2 separate regions of the Homo sapiens genome follow, and region 2 is linked to region 1. The links are chromatin contacts, found by Hi-C or POLR2A ChIA-PET in ENCODE. All regions are on one chromosome and are shown on one strand. Each heading gives the region's core, a stretch centred on a gene start or an enhancer-like site at or near the end of the contact. The rest is flanking DNA. Distances are from core to core; before and after follow the strand shown.

Region 1 (3,045 bases), core at 504-3,003:
TTAGATGAACACCAGCCATATCGGATTAGTGCCTACCCTAATGACTTCACTTAATTACCTCTTTAAAGGCCCTGTCTCCAAATACAGTCACATTCTGAGATATTGGGGGTTAGGACTTCAACATATGAATTTTGGTGGGAGACACAATTCAGTCCATAACACCCCCATTTTACCATCGGGAACTTAAAATTCAAGATTTAATTACTTTCCCTAGACCATGTGGCAGGCCGCTATTAAATTGTCATTAGAATTCCCAGGCCCCCTTCTCTGTGTATGAGAAGCTTCCAAACCACAAGCTGCCCCCTGCTCACTTGCCAATCAAGGACTCTTCTTAAAACACAGCATAGCTCCACCACCCAAAACCCTCAGTAGCATTTTAAATTCAGGAAATCTGTTTTATCACAGGAAAAAAAAAATTAGTGCAGAGATATGTGAATGAAGGGACAGATCTCTCCATGCAGTGCCCCAGGCGCTGGGGAGCCATATTGTTCGTGCTGGGTGATATTTTTCCAAACAATACTCCGCAGTGCAGCACCAGCCAAGCAACAGCCCAGCAACCACATGCAACCTGTTCCTGCCAGTGGGGATCACCACATTCCGTACAAAAATAAAGAGCTGTGTTTACTGCCCAATTCACTCATCAAGAACACTCTGATCCCAGAGCAAGCATAGGGAACCATTATATTCCTCCTTCACAGCCCTTCCAGGGGAATTAGGAATACAGCTCTGCTGTCATTTTATTTTCTGCCCAGAGCCCTATGAAAGTGAACTCTGATTATTAATATTTTAAGCATGTAAACAGCAAAACCCCATCCATGTCCTCGGTCTTGGTATCAGGATCCGGCACCGTGTGGGAGGACCCAGAAGCTGAGGGGCAGGCTGTGGTTCAGACATTGAGCACCCAGGAGCCATGTGGCTGGGTGTCTGTCAGTTAGGAATCCAGGTATCGGCCCTGGCCTCATGAGTGTTTGTGTCCAAGCTAGCCGCCTTCTTCTTTTGTACAAATGTAAGGGGTACAAGTGTAATTTTGTTATACAGCTATGTTGTGTGATGATGAAATCTGGGCTTTTAGTGTATACATCACCCGAATAAGGTATGTACATAGTACCATTCAGAGATTTCCCATCATCTACCTTCTTTCCACCCTCCCACCCCTCCTCGTCTCCAATGTCTATCATTCCACACTCCATGTCCACGTGCACACATTAGCTCCCACTTGTGAGAACCAAGCTAGCCTTCTAAACCTCTCCAGGATCTTTCTCTGGTGACAACAAAGAAATGAAGCAAGAGAGTGATCGGAGATGAGGGCAGGGGCTGCAGACTTGGCCAAGGCGTAGCGCATAGCAAAGGCCCAAAGAACTGAGTACCCTTCCAGTTTAATTGGTCCTTCAGAAGAATGGAGAGAATAGTACATTGGGGGACTAAGTGGGAAGAGATGAGAATTGTATTAAAAGCAATACAAATGTTTCTTTTTAAGGAATGGAAAGAGATTCTTGAGAAAGGCGACCCACACACGCGCACAAGAAAACATCAGCACTCATGCAGGAACAACGAGAGGCCATAGGGAAGTATTTTTAGCAAGTGGAAGTCAATCACAGCAGGGAGAGAAGAGGGGTGGGTAAAGAAGGGGCCTGGAGCCTCGCAAGTAAGCCCAGAGCCCTGCAGTGGAAGCCACCTAAACCAACACCATTCTCCCTCATCCCGTGCCTCGCCAGGATCGCTTGGAATGCCACTGGAGAGGCAAGATGGTTTTAGAAACAGGAAATTGGAAGTGTTCTGCTTAAAATGCTTCAGGCTCTGTGTGAGAGAGAAAGAGAGGGTCTGTGTGTCGATAAGAGGAGTGCTTGTGTGGACGCTCCCAGGTCGGCTTGCGGGCAGCTGGGCGGCATCAGGCGGGCCTGGCCTTGTTGACTGCTCTCATCAACAAAGGCTCGCTTGTTTTGCTAGCCATTTTCCTTGCATTTCAGAACCAAGGGTCCTTTCTTCTTTTTTCTTCTCTTGCATCAGAGAAAGCTGTTGTGTGCGGATGCTCAGGAAGGTAAACATATGCATTTTAATATCTGTGGCTCCCCCACAGTCAGTGAGCTATTTCCTCCACCCAGGTGGAAAGAGGATAGCGGGCCTCTCTGACATGCTGGTTAGTCTGAAAACAGACCGCTAAATGCGTAATGAAGAGCCTCCGAGGAGTCAATCTGCATGTTAAAATGGTGTTCAGCAGCCCGGGCTGTCACACAACATAACTTGAAGATGAATGTGCATCCAATCAGACGGCCAATCGCTGACTGGGAGGGTCCTGGCTATTAGGATTACCTGACTGCTCGGTGGCAGTGGGGTTTCCAAGGGGCCACAAGTTAACCAGCACCCCCCAAATCTGTGACAAGACAAATGAGCCCTCTCTTGGGCATCCCCAGATTTGCATGGTCAGAATGATGCCGAGAGACAGTCTGAACCAGAGAGGAACAGTTAAAGAAGCGGGTATTGATCCCAACAGAAAGACACAGGGCTTTCAGCACGTTGGAGTCCAGGGGCTGGAAGCGATAACAAAGGAAAATGTTCAGCTTGACACTTGGAAGCAGAAAGGCAGGTTCTGAGCAGCCCCACACCAGCAGGTACTACCTGCCATAAGGTTTGTGTTGCAGCCACTGCAGTCACTGCTGCTGCCACCACAACTACAGTTCATAGCCAGTAACAGCCTTCACATGAATGATGTGTAGACACCACTTTTGTCTCTGAACGCTTGACAACAATTAGGACCTGACTCCAGGAGCAGGACGTCACAGGAACACCGGAATACTGGAGAAATGAGGTTAGAGCAAAGAAATTAGCCATCTGCCTGGTGAAGACTGTGTCCTCGAGGTAGCATTTACATAGGAACAACAGGCAACACGTATCCATTTTCATTATCCTGTGCTACAGATAGACAGAGGACAAAAGGGCTTTAAGAACCGTGTTTTCTTTAAGGCCCCTGTACTTAGCGAGGCTGTATGTCCTTTTTTCCCCTTCATTCAAAATGCCTGCTGGAGCTGCAGCTAAATGACAAGCCCT
Region 2 (3,017 bases), core at 169-2,668, 60 kb before region 1:
TCTAGTAAAATAAAAATAAAGTACAGTGCTAGCTTCTTATAAGCCATAGTTTAGTCACCAAGGCTTCTGGCAATCTGTAGGTAGGAAAATTAAGGCATAAAATGATCTATCAAGATTTGCATAAAAAGCCACTCATAAGCCGAGGAGAAAGCATTTCAGCTCCTGGATTTTTTGTCACTGTCAAGCTGTCACAAATAACTATGTCTGCTTGGAGCATTTCAAACTCTGAGTTCTCTGTTTATATAGATGTTGGGATTTCCTCCCACTCCTAAAAATATATTCTAGATGAAGGGGTTAAAGATCAACATTACCCTGCTAAACCTTACTCTGACTCAAGATTTACTTAACGAACTGTAATTTTACTACTGCACAGATTCAATCTGTTGAGCAAATAAAAATCATTTTGAAAATGACCTATGTATTTATTCAGTTTGTATTTCAGAATTATCATAATATCAGGTATAAGGGGATTGTGGTACCAATGAAACTATTCTATACCATTCACCATAGATTTATAAAGGAGACTACAAAAGAGAAAATAAGAGATGACATCATATGAAGTGCTTTAGTTCAGATAAAGGAAACATCCAAAAATACTGAGATGAGTAAAATTTTATTCAAAGTAGGTTCCTGCTTTGTCTTGATCTCAATCCATTCTAACTCCTGATGTCATTTACCGTGTGAGATCTTAGTACAATCATGAAAAGAATATGAGCATTTATCAAAACTCTCTGACATCTGTATGTTTAGAAATGAACTTACACAGCAAAATATGATTTCCTTGCACTTATTTAATTTTTCTAACTTCAATTTCTACCTATGTGTCTCTGCCAGTTTGACCTGATTCAGACACCCAGAACTTGAATAAAGAAGCCCTCTTCTATTTTCATTCTTAATGAATATACCTTTTCCCATGTCCACATTGAGCCTCCCTTCTGTGTACTCTGTCTAATGCAGCCACATGTCTAGTTCCCCCTCTCTGTCACCACCCTCACTTCTTCTTTCCCATCTTCTTACTTCTTTGGTGTGACCTCTCTGTAGGACAACATGCCATTTCTGATTCCCCACACACATACCCTATCATTGATACCTACCCTCAGGATTAGATTCTGTCTAAGTAATTTGTAGAGCCATCAGGCTTTAGTAAGTATTGGACTGCAAGTCAACACCCATTATCTCATCAAAAGGGATGCTGTGTTGGGGCAGAGGGAGAGAGAGAGAGAGAGACAGAGAGAGAGACAGACAGAGAGAGAGAAAGAGAAATAGAAAGTCTCTTCCAGGAGAAAAACCATATTGATGATATCAAAAGGAAAGGAAGGTGAATAGTGTGAGCCAGAATAGGACTAAACAAATGGCAGGCTTTTGTTCAGCTCTCTGGCATCTGGACAGCAGCTCTCTGCTTCTTACTCAACCTGTCCCCAGGCTCTCTGCAGTCTTGTCTTCTGGTCTCATTTTATGTCATCCCACTATTGATGAACAGAAAATTTGGGCAGCTGCCCACCATCCCTATATCCCACCCACACTGTCAACAACAGCATGTGAAGAGGAGCCATGTGGCTGCAGTGGTAAGGAAGGTACAGTCTATGACCAAGAAAGAGACACTAAGTAGATGATTAAGAGCAGTACACACTGCTCTGACAGCCTTATTGTCACAACTGATTTTCAGGATGTTGGCAGTGATTCTGAAGCCTGTAGAAATTATCAGGTTTTAAGGGATTGAGAGTTCACCAGTGGTCCACTCTTGGTGAAGTAGGATGCCTTGCTTGGTATTGTTAACTCCCACATCATCTCTGTGCCAAGAAAAAGACAGCACAATGCCACCAACATCTAAACAGTGGCATCTAATTGATTTCAATCTTAGTTCAACAGTGTGACCAGAAGGATGTTTCAATTACCATCACCATATGGGACACTGAGTGTCTGATTAGTAGGGATGCTCCTGTTCTTCATTCTTTAGGCAACTACTCATTATTGCATAAGATGTTGTCTCTGATGATGAAATTGTATCCCAATGGACTCAAATAGTATGCATAGAAACTTGAAGGTGTTTCGCTTACAGCCAGAGTGCAACAGAGGTTTTGGAACAAGCTGGGTCCTACCAGAGCCAGAGGTGTAGCAGCTGCAGACTTCCACTCTACCCGCACCTCACATATTAGTTGTGAATTTGATAAATGCCATCCTGAAGAGCAATTGATTTATTAATTAGCTGATTCAGAATGTTCTTAGGACTCATTTGGGATATGGAGTCATTATAATTTAAAAATGTCAGCGCAGTGCAATAGAAGATGAAAATGGCACCTCCCAGGGGCCCTGTGGGCCAAGCTTTCTCCTTTGGTGAGTGGGGTTTCTCTCGATGGCTACAATGCCGTCCATGGGAAGTTGCTTCATCAGACCCAAACAGTGAGGTCTCAGGAAGTGAAGAAATGCTCATTTTTTGAAACAGAAGCTGAGGTCCAGACTAGGACGTGATCAGACCAAGCAGGACAGTAATAATTTGGTTATTAAACTGGAGATAGTAGCAATTTCATTAGAAGACTCCGAATTAAGATACTTCAGGAGTCATTTCTAGAGAAACCCCAACTGTATATAATTACCTACATCTATGAACAGGTAATCCTATAAATTTTCTAGCAAAACAGTTGGTGAACTAAGAAGGGAAAATATGGGCTAGATTAACTTATTATGAATGTTAATTCATCAGGTTTTGGGTTTTACTTTTGCCTTGTCCTTAAACATGGGTAATTAAGACCTGTCAGTAGTGTAAGTTGGGATTTGAGTTCAGGATTTTGGAAATATTCTAATTCCCTGTATTGGGACTAGGTAGTAAATCTAAAATTGTGATATATCAAGTTATTTTCTGGTGTGTTTTCTAAATTTGAGCACATGGACCCGAGAGTAGACACATCTTAGTATGTACTCAGCTTTGGGCAAAAGATAGATGGCGTCACCTTTCTTCGCATGCTGAGCTCCATAGTAGATTGAGGACTTGGGTTGGAAGCAGTAAGGTAATTGCCAAA

The links. A loop is a pair of places that touch in the nucleus more often than their neighbours do. ChIA-PET counts read pairs that join two places held with the same protein, here RNA polymerase II (POLR2A). Pooled maps may share reads with other maps.
Region 2: a map of sciatic nerve shows a loop between it and region 1 (10-fold over the local background). The contact joins two enhancer-like sites. A Hi-C loop is called at or near these places in 2 of 168 maps with a recorded cell type or tissue (ascending aorta and sciatic nerve) and 1 of 50 pooled maps. POLR2A ChIA-PET finds 5 or more read pairs at or near these places in 2 of 52 experiments (A549 and SK-N-SH).

The regions. Positions count from the first base shown.
Region 1 is chr4:139,783,044-139,786,088 of GRCh38, reverse strand. All of the region lies in intron 2 of MAML3 (mastermind like transcriptional coactivator 3), which reads left to right. LOC124900782 (a long non-coding RNA gene) reads left to right here. Exons shown (of 2, transcript XR_007058277.1): 2 at 1-3,045. Among named protein-coding and RNA genes, the nearest start is that of MGST2, 120 kb to the right of the region's middle. Within about 2 kb of position 1,753, at least 2 of the 41 ENCODE cell types and tissues checked have a DNase peak (open chromatin) inside an H3K27ac peak, as active enhancers do.
Region 2 is chr4:139,843,217-139,846,233 of GRCh38, reverse strand. The region is part of intron 2 of MAML3 (mastermind like transcriptional coactivator 3); the gene reads left to right. Among named protein-coding and RNA genes, the nearest start is that of MGST2, 180 kb to the right of the region's middle. Within about 2 kb of position 1,418, at least 2 of the 41 ENCODE cell types and tissues checked have a DNase peak (open chromatin) inside an H3K27ac peak, as active enhancers do.